Regions from separate parts of the Mus musculus genome. Here region 2 is linked to region 1. Evidence: chromatin loops called from intact Hi-C (ENCODE). Cell type or tissue: gastrocnemius. All regions are shown on one strand. Each heading gives the region's core, and the rest is flanking DNA. Links, peaks and the distances in the headings are about the cores only. Region 1 overlaps Usp37 (ubiquitin specific peptidase 37). Region 2 has its middle 6.4 kb from the start of Vil1.

Region 1 (4,397 bases), core at 301-4,300:
AGGCATTGGCATAGCCTCACAAGAGAGAGCTATATCAGGGTCCTTTCAGCATAATCTTGCTGGCATATGCAATAGTGTCTGCATTTAGTGGAGAGCTGAAGGGTTCTAATTGCTTCCCTGGAATATGAAAGAATACTAGAAATTCTCCTAGAATAAAAGGAACTCCATATATTTTTATGATTTATATAATCTTGTGTAGTTTTCATTTTTCTCATTTAAGACTAGACAATATTACTAGGTGATGTCCCAGTACTTAGGAGGCAGAAACAGGTGGCTATCTGTGAGTCTGGTTCATATAGTAGTTCCAGGCCAGTCAGAGCTATATAATCTGACTCTGCCAGCCAGCATTTAAAATAGAATATTTAGGATAATAAAAAGAATGTTTACAGTATAATCCATGTATATCTAGTACTTATTACCTTTGACTAATCTTTTGATTTTTGGGCTTTTTTGAGACAGGATTTCATGTTATAGCCCAAGCTGGCCTAGAACTTACAACAGTTTTCTTGCCTCTGCCTTCTAAGTGCTAGAATTACAGGCATGCACCACCACACCCAGTTAACTTATTGTTTTGAGTAACTTTATTTTAGCAGTGTTTACCTTCCACATTTCTTTAAAGGGTATACTTGGCACTGTTGTAATCAAGCAAAACTGTTCAGTTTGGAGTTGTAGCTCAGTTGGTAAAGTGCTTGCCTAGTACATGAAGCTATGGGTGTGAGCAACAGCACCACAGAAGCCAGACATGGTAGCACACAAATTCAGTTCCACACTCTTATTTTTAAATTGTGTGTGTAGCCATCTTTCTAGCCTCCCAGTTCCCACTTTAAACTCTAGAGTATATTAGATATAGTGTTGAGCATTAGCTATATTGATTGATTGACATTCATATTGGTAGACATTGGGTATATTAATGGACATTTTGCCTTCTTGTAAAAGTAATGCTCTTCTTCAGGATTTGAAATTGTGCAGATTAGAGCCTGGGAAGGCAGAACTGGAGAACTCAGGATTTGACAGAATGAGTGAGGAAGAGGTGCTGGCAGCTGTGTTAGAGATAAGCAGGAGAGAAGCTTCGCCGGTACTTAGCCCTGAAGATGATGATAAGCCAACCAGCAGTCCGGACACCGGCTTTGCAGAAGATGATATTCCAGAAATGCCTGAAAATCCAGATGCTATGGAAATTGAGAAGTCCAAAACAATCACTGAGCCAGGTAAGGTTCACCAAGATAAGTATCTGTTACACAAAACATGTGTTCCAGAGCCTTTACTGACATGCAGCTTCTAAGTTATCCTAAAGCCCTCACATTTGGACATGGAAGTCATAGAGCGATATCGCAAAATTATTTTCTAGATTTTTGTGGAGTCAGAGCGTCTTAATTTCAAATTACTTTATATGCAAGTAAAATAATAATTAGTGTATCCTCAGGATAACAAAACCCAAAAAGCTGATGGTGTTCTTCTGAGGTATTTATTTCCTCTTAATGCAATGTATTCCCCTGCTCTTGTTAGTCACTCTATAATGCATATCACTTGGTCATAGTCATTCTTTGTTTTCAGAACCATTCTGTGGGTCAGTGCTTCTAAATCAAGGGCATTCTCTGCTGCCCTGGAATGGTCGTCACAAATAGAGAGACATGGACTACTTCTGGCATGAGCCACTTCCATTTCCATAGATGAAAGGGATCTTTAATTCCTGTAAGGTGGCTCTCCTATCTCAGAGAGTCTGGGGAATTCTGCTAAAATTTACAGCATACACACTTCTCCATTTCCCACTCCCCAAAAGGCCTCATCGGCACCTCATGCAAATTATTAATGATACTGAGCCTGAGAAACCCTGATATAGATGTGGTAAGATGAAATTATTTGTCCCAAAAAATTCTAAGTACAACTGGGAGTATAGTAGCTTGGTAGCTTGTTTAGTAGCTGTGTGCCCACCATGCACAAAACCCAGCATCCCCAAACCAAGCATGATGGTGTGTACAGTAATCCCATCAAGGAAGTGTAGATGGGAGGTCAAAGTCTCGGCCATCCTCAGATACTTAGAAAGTTCTAGGCCTGCCTGAGCTACATTAGACCCTAACCTATAGTGTTAATGAGGGCAAGGTAAATTACTCTTTCTTAACAGTAGGTGTCACTAGAGTCCACAAAGTTCAGGGTTTCTCCAAAATAATGTTTTGCTTTTCAGGTCCTGCTAGTTTTACTGAGATAACAAAAGACTGTGATGAGAATAAAGAAAACAAAACTCCAGAAGGCTCTCAGGGAGAGGTTGATTGGCTCCAGCAGTATGACGTAGACCGGGAAAGAGAAGAGCAGGAGCTGCAGCAAGCACTGGCTCAGAGCCTTCAAGAGCAAGTAAGACACTTTCTTCCTGTTGCTGCTGCTTCCATGCTTCCAGGAGTGGAATCACAAAGACTGGCGTGTTAATCATTTACTGTGTGTTAGTCATTCATTGCTCCTAGATAGCTACATACAATTAGTTATTGGAAAAAAATTATTTGGGCTTGTTTGGACTGGAACAGTTATTAAATTAGTAGGGTTTTTATTATTAAAATGGAATAAAATATTGTTGGCCATGTTATATGCTATAGGGATGTTAAAGATTATTCCATTAGCTTTATTCTGCAAGCTGTCAACAAGTACCTCACCATGATTTTATGAGTGGTAGATTATTGTTTGGTTATTTTCTGGTTGTGAGCCATCTCTTCAGCCCTGGTTATTTTTTTTACAATATTTCTTTTACTATAAATTATTTGACCACAAATATCTAAAATCTAATAATTTTTAAATTCTGGTGATTGGACCCTTATTTTGTCTGTTTGTTTTGCTTTTTTGTCGTTTTGTTTTTCAAGAAAGAGTTTCTTCATGTAGTTCTCACTGTCCTGGAACTATCTCTGTAGACTAGGCTGCCTTTGAACTCAGAGAGATTGGCCTGCCTCTGCCTCCCAGGGCTGGTGGTAAAGGTGAGCACCCCAGCCACCTGGCAGACCAGTGCTTTTCAATCTTGATTATGTTTTAAAGTTACCTGAGGTGCTCCAAAAATACTGATGCCTGAATTGTCCTAATACTGATAAATCTTTAAAGGATAAACCTTGGATATGGACTGGGCATCTGGATTTCTCTTTCTTTTAATCTAGATTTTAAAAGTCTTCCCTGGTGATTCTAATGAACAACTAAGATTGAGAAGAGCTCCTTTACAATCTCAATCGGTTCTTCTAACCTTTTATTTATAAGCAGTGCTTTTCTACTTACAGTGTAATAAGATACATGTATGTGACGCTGGAGATGGGACCCAGGTCCTTATACAAGGATTTTACTACTGAACTTTGTCCCCAGTCATAAAGGCAGTTAAACATTTTATTTTTTTCCTGTTTTTTGGTTTTTCGAGACAGGGTTTCTCTGTACAGCCCTAGCTGTCCTGGAACTCACTATGTAGACCAGGCTGGCCTTGAACTCAGAAATCCTCCTGCCTCTGCCTCCCAAGTGCTAGGATTAAAGGCATACACCACCACTGCCCGGCTCAAACATTTTTATTTACATTTTTTTTCTTATTTTGTTTTGTTTGAGACAGGGTTTCTCTGTGTAGACCTGTCTGTCCTAGAACATGCTCTGTAGACCAGGTTGACCTTGAACCCAGAGATTTGCCTGCCTCCGCCTCCCAAATGCTTGGGATTAAAGGTGTGTGCTACCACTGCCCAGCCTACTTATATTTTTTCCTAAGAATACCTTTGCTGTTTCAGAAAAATGACAGTCAAGGGTCTTCATTTAGTATTGCTGCCAAACCTGTCTTGTGGATCTGGTTTCTTTAGTTAGAATAAAGTAGAAATAGATGGCTCGGTAACCTGTAGGGATACTGCTCATTCTGCTGTCACACACAGGGTATGAGTGTCTCCTGGATGGAAGTGTTCATCATCCGCTCAGGAGAGCCAGTTGTGTTCTACACTACTTATAAGTAGTTATTGAAAAAGAATAAGTATATTCACTGTAGGTTGTCTGAAATCTGCAGTGTAGCAGTGTTTACATCTGTACCATAAAGGGTGATAAATGCTAAGTCCAGGGAAAAGAAAGTAAGTAGTTTGCTAGGTGTGAATGATTACACTGCTGCTGTTTTCAGACCAGAAGAGATCCCATTTCCGAGGGTTGTGAGCCACCATGTGGGTGCTGGGAATTGAACTCAGGATCTCTAGACGTCAGTGCTCTTAACTGCTGAGCCATTTCTGCAGCACTGTGCCTGGCATTTTTTTATATTTAAAAAAAAAAATACGCCATACAGTCACATTGAATGACTTGACAATGTTATTGACCAGAGGAAATAAAAACCCCAACGTTATGTTTTAAGAGGACAGTGTTGAAAAGAAACAAGCTTCTATTCCACATAGGTCAGAGTCCAGATAGCTGTAAAG
Region 2 (4,397 bases), core at 242-4,241, 50 kb after region 1:
ACCATTTCTGTGGGGGTTTTTTGTTTGTTTGTTTGTTTGTTTTGTTTTGTTTTGTTTTCTGAGACAGGGTTTCTCTGTATAGCCCTGGCTGTCCTGGAACTCACTTTGTAGACCAGGCTGGCCTTGAACTCAGAAATCTGCCTGCCTCTGCCTCCTGAGTGCTGCGATTAAAGGCATGTGCCACCACTGCCCGGCTTCTCCTACCATTTAAGAAAAGCCTAAAGCAGATTCCAATTAACAGTTTCTTCAGAAATACTTTAGTGTCCGGTGTTCTCACAGGAAACCATCATTTAGGATCACCAGGGAATCTTTGTAAGCTGAGATACTAATCCAGTAGATCTGGGTGGGGCCAGAGGTTCTAGATCGCTAACAAGGTCCTCGGGAGTACTGATACCGCTGGTCCCTGTATGAGTCTACTCGCTCAGCACAGGCTCAAAGGTGATGACCGTGAACGGCACCAGAGGACACTCCAGTGACAAGTTATTCTGGCATAAGCCATATTGCTAGGCTCTCAGTGGCAGGCTTCCCACTGATAGCTAGGGATCATCCTGGGGTCCAGGGTGCTCCTGTGCTCCCGGCCACTCAGATAGCTGAGGCAGGGAGATTATTTGAGCGCTAGGCCAAGCCTGGGTAACATGGGAGACCTCATCTCAGATAGAAGTCACCAGTCAAGATAGTTTGTCGCCAACACACAAGTCCTTTGATTTCTCACTTTCTACTTCTTTAGCAATTGTCCTTTTGGAGTTAATTTTTAAAAATTTGCAGGGCTGATGATTAAACGCAGAGGTTTGTGTACAGAAGTTAGCTACTGAACTAACTCCTCCCTCAGACCTATTCTTTCTTTTCTTCCTCCCTTCCTTCCTTCCTTTCTGCTAAATGCAAAAAAAAAAAAAAAAAAGAAAAAAAGAAAGAAAAAGAACTCTCTGGCTGGGCAGTGGTGGCACACACTTTTAATCCCAGCACTCAGGAGGCAGAGGCAGGCGGATTTCTGAGTTCGAGGCCAGCCTGGTCTACAGAGTGAGTTCCAGGACAGTCAGGACTATACAGAGAAACCCTGTCTCGAAAAACCAAACCAAACCAAACAAAACAAAACAAAAACAAACAAACAAAAAGAACTCTCTGGTGTAGCTATACTAAGGACTAAGGTCTACTTAACTAGTCCCTTGCTGGGCAACACAGGTTGCTTCAAGTGTTTATTATAAATCCTTGAACTGTTATAAATACTTGAGCTATCATAAACAGTGATGCAATCAGTACCCTTACATGTAGCAAGTTACAAATAGAATACATTTCATCCACAGGGCAAATACTTACAAGTAGGATTGTTCCGATGCAAATTGACCTATATGGTAAAAAACCAAACCAAACCATTTTTCAGCCTATTGTGGTGGAGCACACCTGTAACACCAGCACATGGGTATGATAGAAGCCAGAAAAGCAGAGGTTCAAAGTTGGGGCTGCCAATGTCACCCAGCTAGTACAGTGCCACCAGCCATAAAGTCCAATTCCCATCAAATGATATAAACTGGACCTCGCTGCACGTGGGGAGGAAGCAAGAGCCAGGCAGGGAAGCAAGAGCCAGGCAGGGCTGGAGAGACGGCGCAGAGGTGAAGAGTACTTGCTGCTCTTGCAGAAGTCCTGGGTTTGGCTCCTAGCATCCACAGGAAGGCTCAGAACCATCTATAACTCCAATTCTAGGGGCTTTAACACCCTCTTCTGGCCTCTACAGACACAGCATACATGTGGTATACATACATATAGGCAAAACATTCATATACGTAATTTTTTCAAATAAATAAAGCTATTACGTCCAAGGTCATTTTTGCCTACAGAGTACATATGAGGCCAGCCAAGGCTACATTGTGAGACCCTGTCTCAAAAAGCAACCAAACAAAAAGCCCAAACCAGGTTTGGTGAGATGGCTTAGTGGGTAAGACTTTGTTGACAAGCCCAAGGACCCAAGTTCAATCCCTGACACTTACCTAGCAGGAGAGAACTCCTTCAAGACACCCTCTGAACCCTTCACATGTGCACTTGAGCACGCACACACTAAATCAATTAATTAAAAAAAAAAAAAGACATACAGGGGCTGGAGAGATTGCTCAGTGGTTAAGTGCTCTTCCAGAGGACCTGAGTTCAATTCCCAGCACCCACACGATAGCTCACAACTGTCTGTAACTCCAGTTCCAGTGGAGCTGACACCCTCACACATACACACATAGAGGTAAAACATCAATGCACAGCCAGGCAGTGGTGGCTCATGCCTTTAATCCCATCACTTGGGAGGCAGAGGCAGGCGGATTTCTGAGTTCGAAGTCAGCCTGGTCTACAAAGTGAGTTCCAGGACAGCCAGGGCTACACAGAGAAATCCTGTCTCGGAAAAACAAAAATAAAAACAAACAAACAAAAAAAAAATCAATGCACATAAAATAAAAATCAAATAAGTAATTTCTAAAAAGACATGCTTTCTCTGATATTGTTAGCTCATTCTCCCAGGCTTTTACCAGTTTACACTATTACACTACCGTCAGCAGGGTTGTACTGAATGTCTGTTTCTGACAGAAAGAGAAGGGGACGGGGAGAAATAAGAGAAATCTGCTCTATCCCAGGACCAGTTAGAGGTATTTTTACTGGCTGTATCCCTAAGCATCCCCTAAAGTGATGCAGACTCGCTCCCCTCCTCCTCCACCCCTGCCCAGAAGCGATCAACCTCACTTCCTGCCCTGTTCATTTTATCTCCTTCCACAGGCATCTTCCAGGCCTCCCTCTTCACTCTGCCATTGCCCCAGGTCGGGCCCTTTCCTCATCTCCAGGACTGGGGCTGTGTTCTCCCAGTCCAGTCTTCTGTTTTCTGTTTAGTTTCCAAACTCCAGGTGACAGGTGTGTGCCCATCTCCCTCAGTCTCCAGTGTGCAATTGGTAGGTAGTTTCACACCCCTCTCCTGCTTATGGTCCCTCGGTTGTACCCTATGCCTATTAAAATGGGGGTGGGGGCAGGGCAGCACTTTCACTGGACATGGTGGTACATGCTTGTAATCCCAAGGATCTTGGAAGGCTGAGGTAGGCAGAGTACCATGAATTCAAGGCTGGCCTGGATGACATATGAAGTATTGGGTCAGCCACGGCTACATTCCAAACCCTTGCCATCTCAAAAAATTAATAAACGAGGGAAGAGGAGAGAGGAGGTTTTCAGAGGGGAAACCAGGAAAGGGGATAACATTTGAAATGTAAATAAAGAAAATATCTAATAAAAATTTTTAAATAAATGAATGAATAAAAAGGGAATTGGAGCCAGGCGTGGTGGCGCATGCCTTTAATCTGTCTACAAGTAAATAAATTAAAATGAGCTGACAATAAAAATGAGCCAGATGTGGAGATGCATGCTTGGGAGGCAGATGTAGGTGGATCTCTGAGTCTGAGGTCAACCTGGTCTACCGAGGGAATTCTGGGACAGCCAAAGATACACAGAGATAGTCCATCTCAAAATAAAATAATAAAATAAAACAAAATACGAGAGGTCACTCTTATCCTGCTGTGCCATGCTCCTCCACTTGGATGTCATTCCTGCCATTTTCTGTACTTCCTGCTACAGCCAGTTCTGAAGCCTTGCTCAGGAGTCTCACTCATCCTCCTCCCTCAAGTCACCTCACAGACCCCTGCTCTGCAAGCTTCCCTCCAGCAGGGAGTCGCTGCTCAAGCCCCAGGGGCTGCCCTTATGTGTCTAGGCATCCGTGTGCTCTTCAAACCCCCAAGCCGCTCACAGACATCCACAGCATTGCAGCGCTGCGGTCATTGATCAGTTCCTAAATTCTCTTTCACGCTGGATGGCACGATGTATTTTGCAGGTTCCATTCCTGTGGGTCTCGGTGAGTCAGGGTTCTAGTTATAACAGATAACACTAACTACATTTTGCACTTTCTCTAGCAAGACTGGACCGAGATAAGTGGCTGGCGCTGGGTGTTAACTATCGGGATGAAGGTATCCGGATATGCAAATCAGATAGTTCGTAACTAGAACTTTTTCCTTCTAAATTGACCTCTAGAGCCCGGTGAGGAATACATCTGTAATCCCAGCATTTGGGAGGTGAGGCAGGAGGCTCAGATGGTCCTGGTTATCCTTAGCTGTGTATCAACCTTGAAGCCAGTCTAGGTAACACGAAACCCTGTCTTAAACAAACAAACAAAGAAACAAACAAGCCAAAATTAATATCTGGAAGCTAAGATAATAACCAGGGATAGCTTTCCTAAGTCCCAGTGTCTTTAGACTGTCACTTGAAGCATGTCACCTGACTCCAATCGGTAAGCATTTACTGGACTGGCACTGCCCATTCAAGAGTCTCTGCCTCACTACTGAGGATGTGACGACACTCCCGATCTTTGTGGTCTCCCTGCCCATTTG

What was found. A loop is a pair of places that touch in the nucleus more often than their neighbours do. Peaks named below come from ENCODE experiments on the same cell type or tissue, not always from the same donor. Only the 100,000 strongest peaks of a DNase experiment are listed, where the experiment ranks them.
Region 2: it touches region 1 in a loop (2.5-fold over the local background); 17 of 42 quality-filtered maps call a loop at or near these places.

Annotation. Positions count from the first base shown.
Region 1 is chr1:74,450,639-74,455,035 of GRCm38, reverse strand. It overlaps Usp37 (ubiquitin specific peptidase 37), which reads left to right. Exons shown (of 24, transcript NM_001310662.1): 18 at 953-1,208; 19 at 2,183-2,349. Among named protein-coding and RNA genes, the nearest start is that of Vil1, 43 kb to the right of the region's middle. In gastrocnemius, for the core only: a CTCF peak has its summit at 2,116 (motif pointing right); no DNase peak of the experiment used is centred there; H3K27ac peaks cover 492 bases.
Region 2 is chr1:74,400,738-74,405,134 of GRCm38, reverse strand. No RefSeq gene overlaps it. Among named protein-coding and RNA genes, the nearest start is that of Vil1, 6.4 kb to the left of the region's middle. In gastrocnemius, for the core only: no CTCF peak of the experiment used is centred there; no DNase peak of the experiment used is centred there.